2 separate regions of the Homo sapiens genome follow, and region 1 is linked to region 2. A link is a contact called in ENCODE Hi-C or POLR2A ChIA-PET data. All regions are on one chromosome and are shown on one strand. The core of a region is the stretch at or near the end of the contact, and the rest is flanking DNA. Distances in the headings are between cores, read along the strand shown. Region 1 holds the start of AWAT1 (acyl-CoA wax alcohol acyltransferase 1). Region 2 holds the start of DGAT2L6 (diacylglycerol O-acyltransferase 2 like 6).

The links. Hi-C counts contacts between places; a loop is a spot of excess contacts on that map. ChIA-PET counts read pairs that join two places held with the same protein, here RNA polymerase II (POLR2A). Pooled maps may share reads with other maps.
Region 1: a pooled map shows a loop between it and region 2 (1.9-fold over the local background). The contact joins the promoter of AWAT1 here to the promoter of DGAT2L6 in region 2. A Hi-C loop is called at or near these places in 1 of 50 pooled maps. POLR2A ChIA-PET finds 5 or more read pairs at or near these places in 2 of 52 experiments (BJ and Panc1).

Annotation. Positions count from the first base shown.
Region 1 is chrX:70,232,059-70,235,904 of GRCh38, reverse strand. AWAT1 (acyl-CoA wax alcohol acyltransferase 1) reads right to left here and starts at 1,250. Exons shown (of 7, transcript NM_001013579.3): 1 at 1,134-1,250; 2 at 82-189. The coding sequence starts at 1,209.
Region 2 is chrX:70,175,729-70,179,629 of GRCh38, reverse strand. It overlaps DGAT2L6 (diacylglycerol O-acyltransferase 2 like 6), which reads right to left and starts at 2,147. Exons shown (of 7, transcript NM_198512.3): 1 at 1,963-2,147. The coding sequence starts at 2,047. RefSeq lists enhancers at 2,455-2,504, 2,525-2,584.

The sequences.
Region 1 (3,846 bases), core at 1-2,500, 57 kb before region 2:
GGGGCCTGTGGTATGGCGAGTGGGACTCTCTGGCTGCAGGTTATGATGGAACATTCTTCTTTCTAGGTCTGTGAGTCTTACCTCGCTCTGGGGTCTTCCAGTCCAGGAACAACCAGGCAAAGTAAAGCACTGGTAGCGGCCACAAGGATGTAAACAGCAGGTAGACGAACAATGGCTGCAAGATCCAAACTGATGAGGGACCAGGTTAGACCAAATTTGTGCTGCCAGCAGAACTTGACCATGCCCAGTCCCATCACCAGCTCTCCACATTACCTAAGCCTCTGGTCCTGGCCCTCAACACAATCCAGGTCCTGTTCATCATCCATGTCTACTTGTCCTTCAAACTTTTCCTCTATCATTTACCATACAGAAGCCCTATTTCTCTGCCTGTCTGTCATCCCTGTCCACCTGCTTCCCTGTACAGCCACTACCTCTGTACTCCTGCTCTCTACTTCCCACCAGTTTTTTTTCCTCCTGCCCCCATTTGGTCACCATCTTTTTCCTCTTGTCTCCTGTCTCCCTCCCTATCCGTCATCCCTCGTTAAGCCACTAGCCCACTCTCCCTCACCCCTATACTATCTATATCTTCCTACACGCTGCCCATCCAGCATCTGCATCCTTCTAGTATTTCCTATCCACTATGCTTGTCCTCTTGCCCATTCACCATTCTTTCCAATGACACTGTCTTCCCGCATGCTACCACCACCCCACTCCCAGAATAGACAACTCTATGGTTCAGACACAGGCTATACTTCTTTAAGTCTGGGATGCTAATGTTTCCTCTGTCCTATTCCCCATGATCATAAGGGAGCATTCCCTGGGCCTCACTTTTCCTCTCTAGATAGTAAGGATTAGGAAGTGGCTGAAATTAACTAGATCTACTCATATCCATCATGACCCTGTTCCACCCCCCGCCCCCTCCCACTACATATTCTCACTGTCTCCTGGGGCTCTATCTCATTCTTCTCCAGGGCACTCATGGAACTCAAGACTCCTTGGTTTTACTCTCTAGTACAATCTTAGATGATGGAAAGGCTCAAAATGAGACTTCACATGGCCCTAAAAGTCACCCTAGATCTGGCCCTGGCTTCTGACTCTGGCTTCTTGCTATGCACTCTTGGGTCAATACTCACAGATGGCAAGGTAGCTCAAAGGCCACTGCAGAAGCATCAGACTCTGGAAGTGACTAGGCTGCTTGGAATGAGCCATGATTCTCGGGAGCCTGAGGGAGGCAAAGATCTCAGAACAGTGTTCCAACCAAAGGTGCCACCAGCCTCTGGAAGTTCACTTAATAGTGAATGCATATAACTATGAGGAGTTTGCACCTGCCCTCTTCCCTCTTGTCCTTCCCTGCCCCCCCACCCACCGCAGGGGCAGGCTCTGAAGTACAAGGACTGCCCCGTCAGGTCTGGTCCAGCTCATTTGCCCTTTGACTCTCTTTCCTAGGATTATTAGGACATCAAGATGGAGAAAGGTGAGAATGACTGCCATGTAGTCAGAGTGACACAGGGACCTAGAGAAGGTGAAACCCCCTCACAGGCTACTCAGAAACTATAGGGATTTGTGACCTTTGGGAGATGACTGCTGGGAAGGGAGTTCTGGGGATTTGTGATGTGGGGAGCACCTGGGATTTGGCTTTTGTTGCCCTGAAGCAGCCTGCTTTGGGGCTGCCCCACCTTTAACTTTAATTATAAAAATTTCCAAACACACAAAAAGCTAGAAGATGCAACAAATTTTTATCTTCATGTTCATCTTCAACAACTATTAATATTTTTCCATACTTGTTTCATTTATCTCCCCACCTTTTTTTTTTCTTGGAGTATTTTAAAGCAATTCTAAGATAGTGTGTCATTTCACCCCTAAATACATCACTATGCATCTACAAAAAATACAGATGTTTTCTTCCATATTACCCTTAACAAATTTAATAATTCCTTAATAATATCTAACATCCAGTCCATATTCAAATGTCTTTCTATAGTTGGCCAATTTGAATCAGAATCCAAACAAGGTCCACTGGTTATATTTGGATGTTATGTGTCTTATGTCTCAGTCTCTTGCTCTCTGTCTGTCATTATAAAATAGAACCCAGATACAGAGAGCCACTTAAAACAAATGTATGGGTTAATGAATTATTATAAGACAAACATCTTGTAACCACCACTTGATGAAGAAGATGAACTTTTCTCTCCACCCCAGGATGCTCTCCATGTGCCCCATTTCAATCACAATCCACTTCCTCCTCCCAAAGTAACCATTATCTTTGACATTTAGAGTCATCTTTTCCTTGCATTTCTGTGGTTTTCTTACCTAAGTGTACTTCCCTAATGACTATGGTTTAGTCTTCCCCATTTTAAATATTGATATGTCCTTGAAGTTTTCTCTCTCTCTTTTTTATGGTTTTTTTTCTTTTTTGAGGCAGGATCTTACTCTGCCACCCAGGCTGGAGTGTAGTGGCGCAAACACAGCTCACTGCAGCCTCAATCTCCCAGGCTTAAGTGATCCTCCAGCCTCAGCCTCCTGAGTAGTTGGGACCACAGGTGCGCACCATCACGCCTGGCTAATTTTTTATTTTTTGTAGAGATGGGGTGTCACCATGTTGCCCAGGCTGGTCTTGAACTCATGAGCTCAAGAAATCCTCCCACCTCAGCATCCCAAAGTGCTGGGATTACAAGCATGAGCCATCATACCTGGCCATTTTTACTTTTTAATTTGGAATACTTTTAGATTTATGAGAGAGTTGCAAAGATAGTACAGAGAGTTCCCTACACCCTTCGTGTAGCTTCCCCTTTATGTTAACATCTTATAAAACAATGGTATATTTATCACAACTAAGAAACCAATATTGGTGCATTTATATTTACTAAACACCAGGTTTTATTTGTATTGTATCAATTTTTTTCCACAAATGTCCATTTTCTGTCCCAGGATCCCATTGGAATCTCACATTGCATTTAATCATCATCTCTCCTTTGTCTCCTCCTCCTTTGACAGTGTCTCTGTTTTTATTTTATTTTATTATTATTTTTTAACCACATACTCAGATTGGGTTAGTTTCTCGGTCTTTCCGTGACTTCCATGACTTTGGTGCTTTTGAAGAGTTTAAGTCGGTTCCCCCTCCATCCCTTTCCTTTCCTTATGCTTTAGCTATTGAAGAACCCACAGCATTTGACCTGTAGAATTTCCCACAGTTTGGATTTTGCTTATCTCATACTTACTTAGGGTGCTTCAGCATGTTCCTCTGTATTTCTTGCAGATTGATAGCTGGATTCAAAGACTATAGTGATTCAGATTTGATCCCTTTGTCAAGATCTTAATTTTCTTTTAATATAGAACAATCTCCCTTCCTCCCCTCCTTTTTTTCCCATGCCACTGACTTAGTGAAGACTGTTTTTCTTTGGAGTAAGCCAGTCTTCCAAGCTTCTGTGAGCAGGGTTGGGGTGTGGAGTGTGATTCCTAGGTGAGTCTCAAATACAGGCCAACGTGGGAGGGGGGAAGCAAAGCCCTCATTTCTCTCTTGAACTCTTGTTGTAACTTTATGCCCATTAAAGCAAACGTGGTTGTGTGTGTGTGGTTTTTGGTTTTGTTTTTTGCTTTTTCCACCTGAAGTTTACATGCTTCTAAAGAGATTGGGACCATATCTTATTTGTCAGTATATCTGCTCCTAATGCCTGAAAGCCCTAGGGCCTCGGCGTTAAGAGAAGGATCAGTAAGTGAGGATCTTAGTTTGGGGTCTATGATTGGATGATTTCTTACGGGTAATGAGATCACTAGAGTCCTATGGGGGCATATGTCCCGGGGACTTGAGTGGGGGATGAGAGGCCATACAGAAACAAGACAAGGAAC
Region 2 (3,901 bases), core at 898-3,397:
TGCCATTGCACTCCAGCCTGGGCGACAAGAGTGAAACTCCATCTCAAAAAAAAAAAAAAAAAAAAAAGCTGCCTCAGAAGAGCATTCTTGGGTGGGACAGGCCCTACACCTAAAAGGACCCGCTCACATAGCTCATCCTCTCTTGACCTCTTTCCCCTGCTCTCTCTGCCCCATCTCTGCCCACTCTTTCTGGGACCCGGATTTGACACGGTTGCTGCCACCCCAATAGCAAGTCTCTTAGGACATTCCTGTGCTCCTCACTTTCCTGGCTGAGGGTCAGAACTTATCAAAGGGGTCTTTTTGAGGAAGTTAGGGGAAATGCAAAGGAAAACAAAAGGAAACTATGAAAGTCTAGAAACAACTAAGTTTACTAACAAAATGACTTTCTTCTCTCGATATAGCTAAAGTCAAGCCATCAATGGGCTTAGCATGTTTTGATTTTAATAAGGCTTAATAAGTCTGCATTTTGAGAAGGCTGTGGACCCCTCTGGCAGTCTGGTGAAGCCATGGACCCTTTCTCTGAATAATATGTTTAAATGCACAAAATAAAATACGCAGATTTACAAAGGAAACCCATTATATTAAAATTCAGTTATCAAAATATTACCCACAATATAATATAGTAACATATGTGCTTCTTGATGTATGCATTAAATAACCAGATCTAACAGCAGTGCCAATAACTACTGGAATTTTGAAGTAGTCGTGAACATAAATGAAATTTCGAGATGCCTGCAACAACTATAATATGAAATGCAAATCTCTGTGATGTCTGTTACTGACACTCACAGGTACTCCTAACACTTCGTGGTTTATTGCCTACATTCATCATTGAAGGAAATACTACATTTCAGTTAGAGGTTAGTGGAAAGAAAGAGGCAGTTTTATTCATCCCAATTCAAAGTAACCCCCATCCACCCTGAATTTTTGGTCTATAGGACCCTGGTTGAGAGCCTCTGCTCTAAGGGTCATATAGCCTCCCATGGGTTGGAACCAGCTGTCTCCTACCTGTCTCATCCTTCAGGATGACATTATTTCTCCTCATCCAGTTTTCAAGCTTGCACCTGTAATTGACCACCCCCAAATCCCTGGTTTCTGGCAGGGAAAATCTTGGAGCTGTCAGCCCGTTTGCCGTTTGCACTCCAGCCTGGGCGACAAGAGTGAAACTTCATCTCAACAACAACAAAAAAAAGCTGCCTCAGAAGAGCCTTGGGTGGGAGAGGCCCAACATTGTTGACTTCTGTGCTGTGAGTCCACAGAACAACTGGCTCTTTCTCAAAATTCTGTCTGAGATGTCACTCAGGCAGCCCTCAGATTTTCCAGAATTGTCTCACCATAACCATAGACTAGAAAATCACCCTACACCTACCTAGTAACACCAACTCTGTAAGCCACCACCACTTCTGCCCTGTCCCTGAATATGACTCTTTTCAGCTAGTTCATAGGGGACAGCTCCTGAGAAGACTGGAGTGATTTTTTTTTTTTTTTCATCTTGAGACGGAGTCTTGCTCTGTCACCCAGGCTGGAGTGCAGTGGCACGATCTTGGCTCACTGCAAGCTCCACCTCCCGGGTTCAAGTGATTCTCCTGTCTCAGCCTCCCAAGTAGCTGGGATTACCAGTGCATGCCACCATGCCTGGCTAATTTTTGTATTTTTTTTTTTTTCAGTAGAGACGAGATTTCACAATGTTGGCCAGGCTGGTCTCAAACTCCTGACCTCAGGTGATCCACCTGCCTCGGCCTCCCAAAGTGCTGGGATTATAGGCCTGAGCCACCGTGCCTGGCCTGGAGTAATCTTTAAACCAGAACAGCTGCAGCCTCACTCCTGGCCTTTGTGCCAGCCAGATCCTTCCCAGAGGGTGGAGATCACCCAGATGATCTCTTTGGAACCCTCCTCATCTGGAGATTGGCCACTCTTTTGGTTTGTTCCCCATGTGCTCTCCAGCCCTTGGGGTTCACTCACCTAAAAATATATAGACTGGGATCCATTGCAAAACAAAGAAGGTTTGGAGGCCCTCCTGGAGATTCAGTCGGGAGAAGAAAGCCATGGTTATGGTGCTGTTCTGTTGTGGCAAGAAGCCTAACCAGAAGGTCAAAACTTCTTAAGCTGAGTTGATTATAGATGCTTTGCTATAATCTCTTACTGTGGAGTAAGATTAGCTGCTGGGGTTTTGTCAGGCTTGACCAAACTTTTCCTCCACTGCCCCGCCCCAACTTCCTACCCACACATCAGGTTGCAGATCAGGCAATATAATTGATCTCCCCAGTAGTATCCTTTCTCCACGTGTGCCCAATTGTAATGAAGCAGAAATGGCCCTGGGGCGGCTCTAGCTGTGGGGGAGGGGCACTCTTGATAAATCAGCGCAGGAAGAGAGTATCTTGGGCCTCAAATAGGACCTCCGAAAAGCACCCCACTACCTTTCCCTGCTTAAGAAAAGGGACTTGGCAGCCACACTTGTTCCTGCCCTAGTGGTTACCCTTTGTCTCCTCTTGTCTTCTGCTGAGTCACCTAGCCCACTGGGGCTGTTTTTCTGCACCGGATATCTGTTAATAGACTCTTCAGATCCCTCTTTGTGCCTCTAGTCCCAAGGGACCTGCCTCAGTGGCCAGATACCTTATCATAGAGCGGGAGAAACATTGCACAGAAGGAAGACCTGGCTCCCAGTCCCAGCTCTGCCATGCTCTTCCTGTGACACCTTTGGAAAATGTTACATCTCTCTAGAGCTCAGTTTGAGCATTCATTGCTAGAATGTAATATAGGTTAGGGGCATAGACTTTAGAGCCAGATAGCTGGGGTTCACATCTCAGCTCTGTCACTTACAAGGTGGTGAACCTCTATGCCCCAGTTTCTCCATCTGTAAAAGTGGGACTATAATAGTACCTACTTCTTAGAGTAGTTCTGAGGATTAGATAAGTGAATGAATATAAAGTGCTTAGCACACAGCCTGGCACCGTTTCCTGTCATTACTACTCACTGAGTTCAAGTAACACATATTGAACAAGTAACATATGTTTCAGGCTGAGGCTTGCTTCTGTGTAATAGCCTTTGGAAAACTGAAGACTGTTCCCAGGTCTCAGACCGTTTTTTTTCTGTTTGTTTGTTTCGTTTGTTTTTTTTTTTCCAGACAGAGTCTCACTGTGTCGCCCAGGCTGGAGTGCAGTGGCGTGATCTCGGATCACTGCAACCTCTGCCTTCTGGGTTCAAGTGATTCTCCTGCCTCATCCTCCTGCGTAGCTGGGACTACTGGCGTGCGCCACCACGTCCAGCTAGTTTTTGTATTTTTAGTAGTGAGAGAGTTTCACCATGTTGGATATATTTTTTCTGTCACTATCTATTGAGTGACTGCTGTTTGCCAGGCACTGTGTTTAGGTGCTGAGGATTCAGTAGGGAAGAAGACAGACATGATTCTTGCCTTCTTTGAGTCTACAGTCTAGTGGAGGAGACAGACATTAAAACAAAAAAAAAATCACAAAAATGTTAGGCTGGGTGCGGTGGCTCATGCCTGTAATCCTGGCACTTTGGGAGGCTGAAGCGGGAGGGTTACTTGAGCCCAGAAGCTCCAGACCGGCCTGGGTAACATAACGAGATGCCATCTCTACAAAATAAGTAAATAAATAAATAATAAAATAAAATTAAGATAAAATGTCTGTACACTTGAAGTTGCAATGTGTCCTACAGGAAAAGCCCAGTACTCCCAGCAGAAGGCCTTGAATATAGAAGGTAGTCAAAAACATCTGTTAAACATAACTGAAGGGGTTGCTGGGAAAATGAGATACAAAAATGGTATCAAGGGTTCTATAAGTGCAAGGGGGCATTGGTCCCTTTTCCAGGGAGATTGTTGGAACTCTGTCATCTCCCCACCCCCACTCTGCTTTGGGCTTCCCGCATTAGACTGACCAAT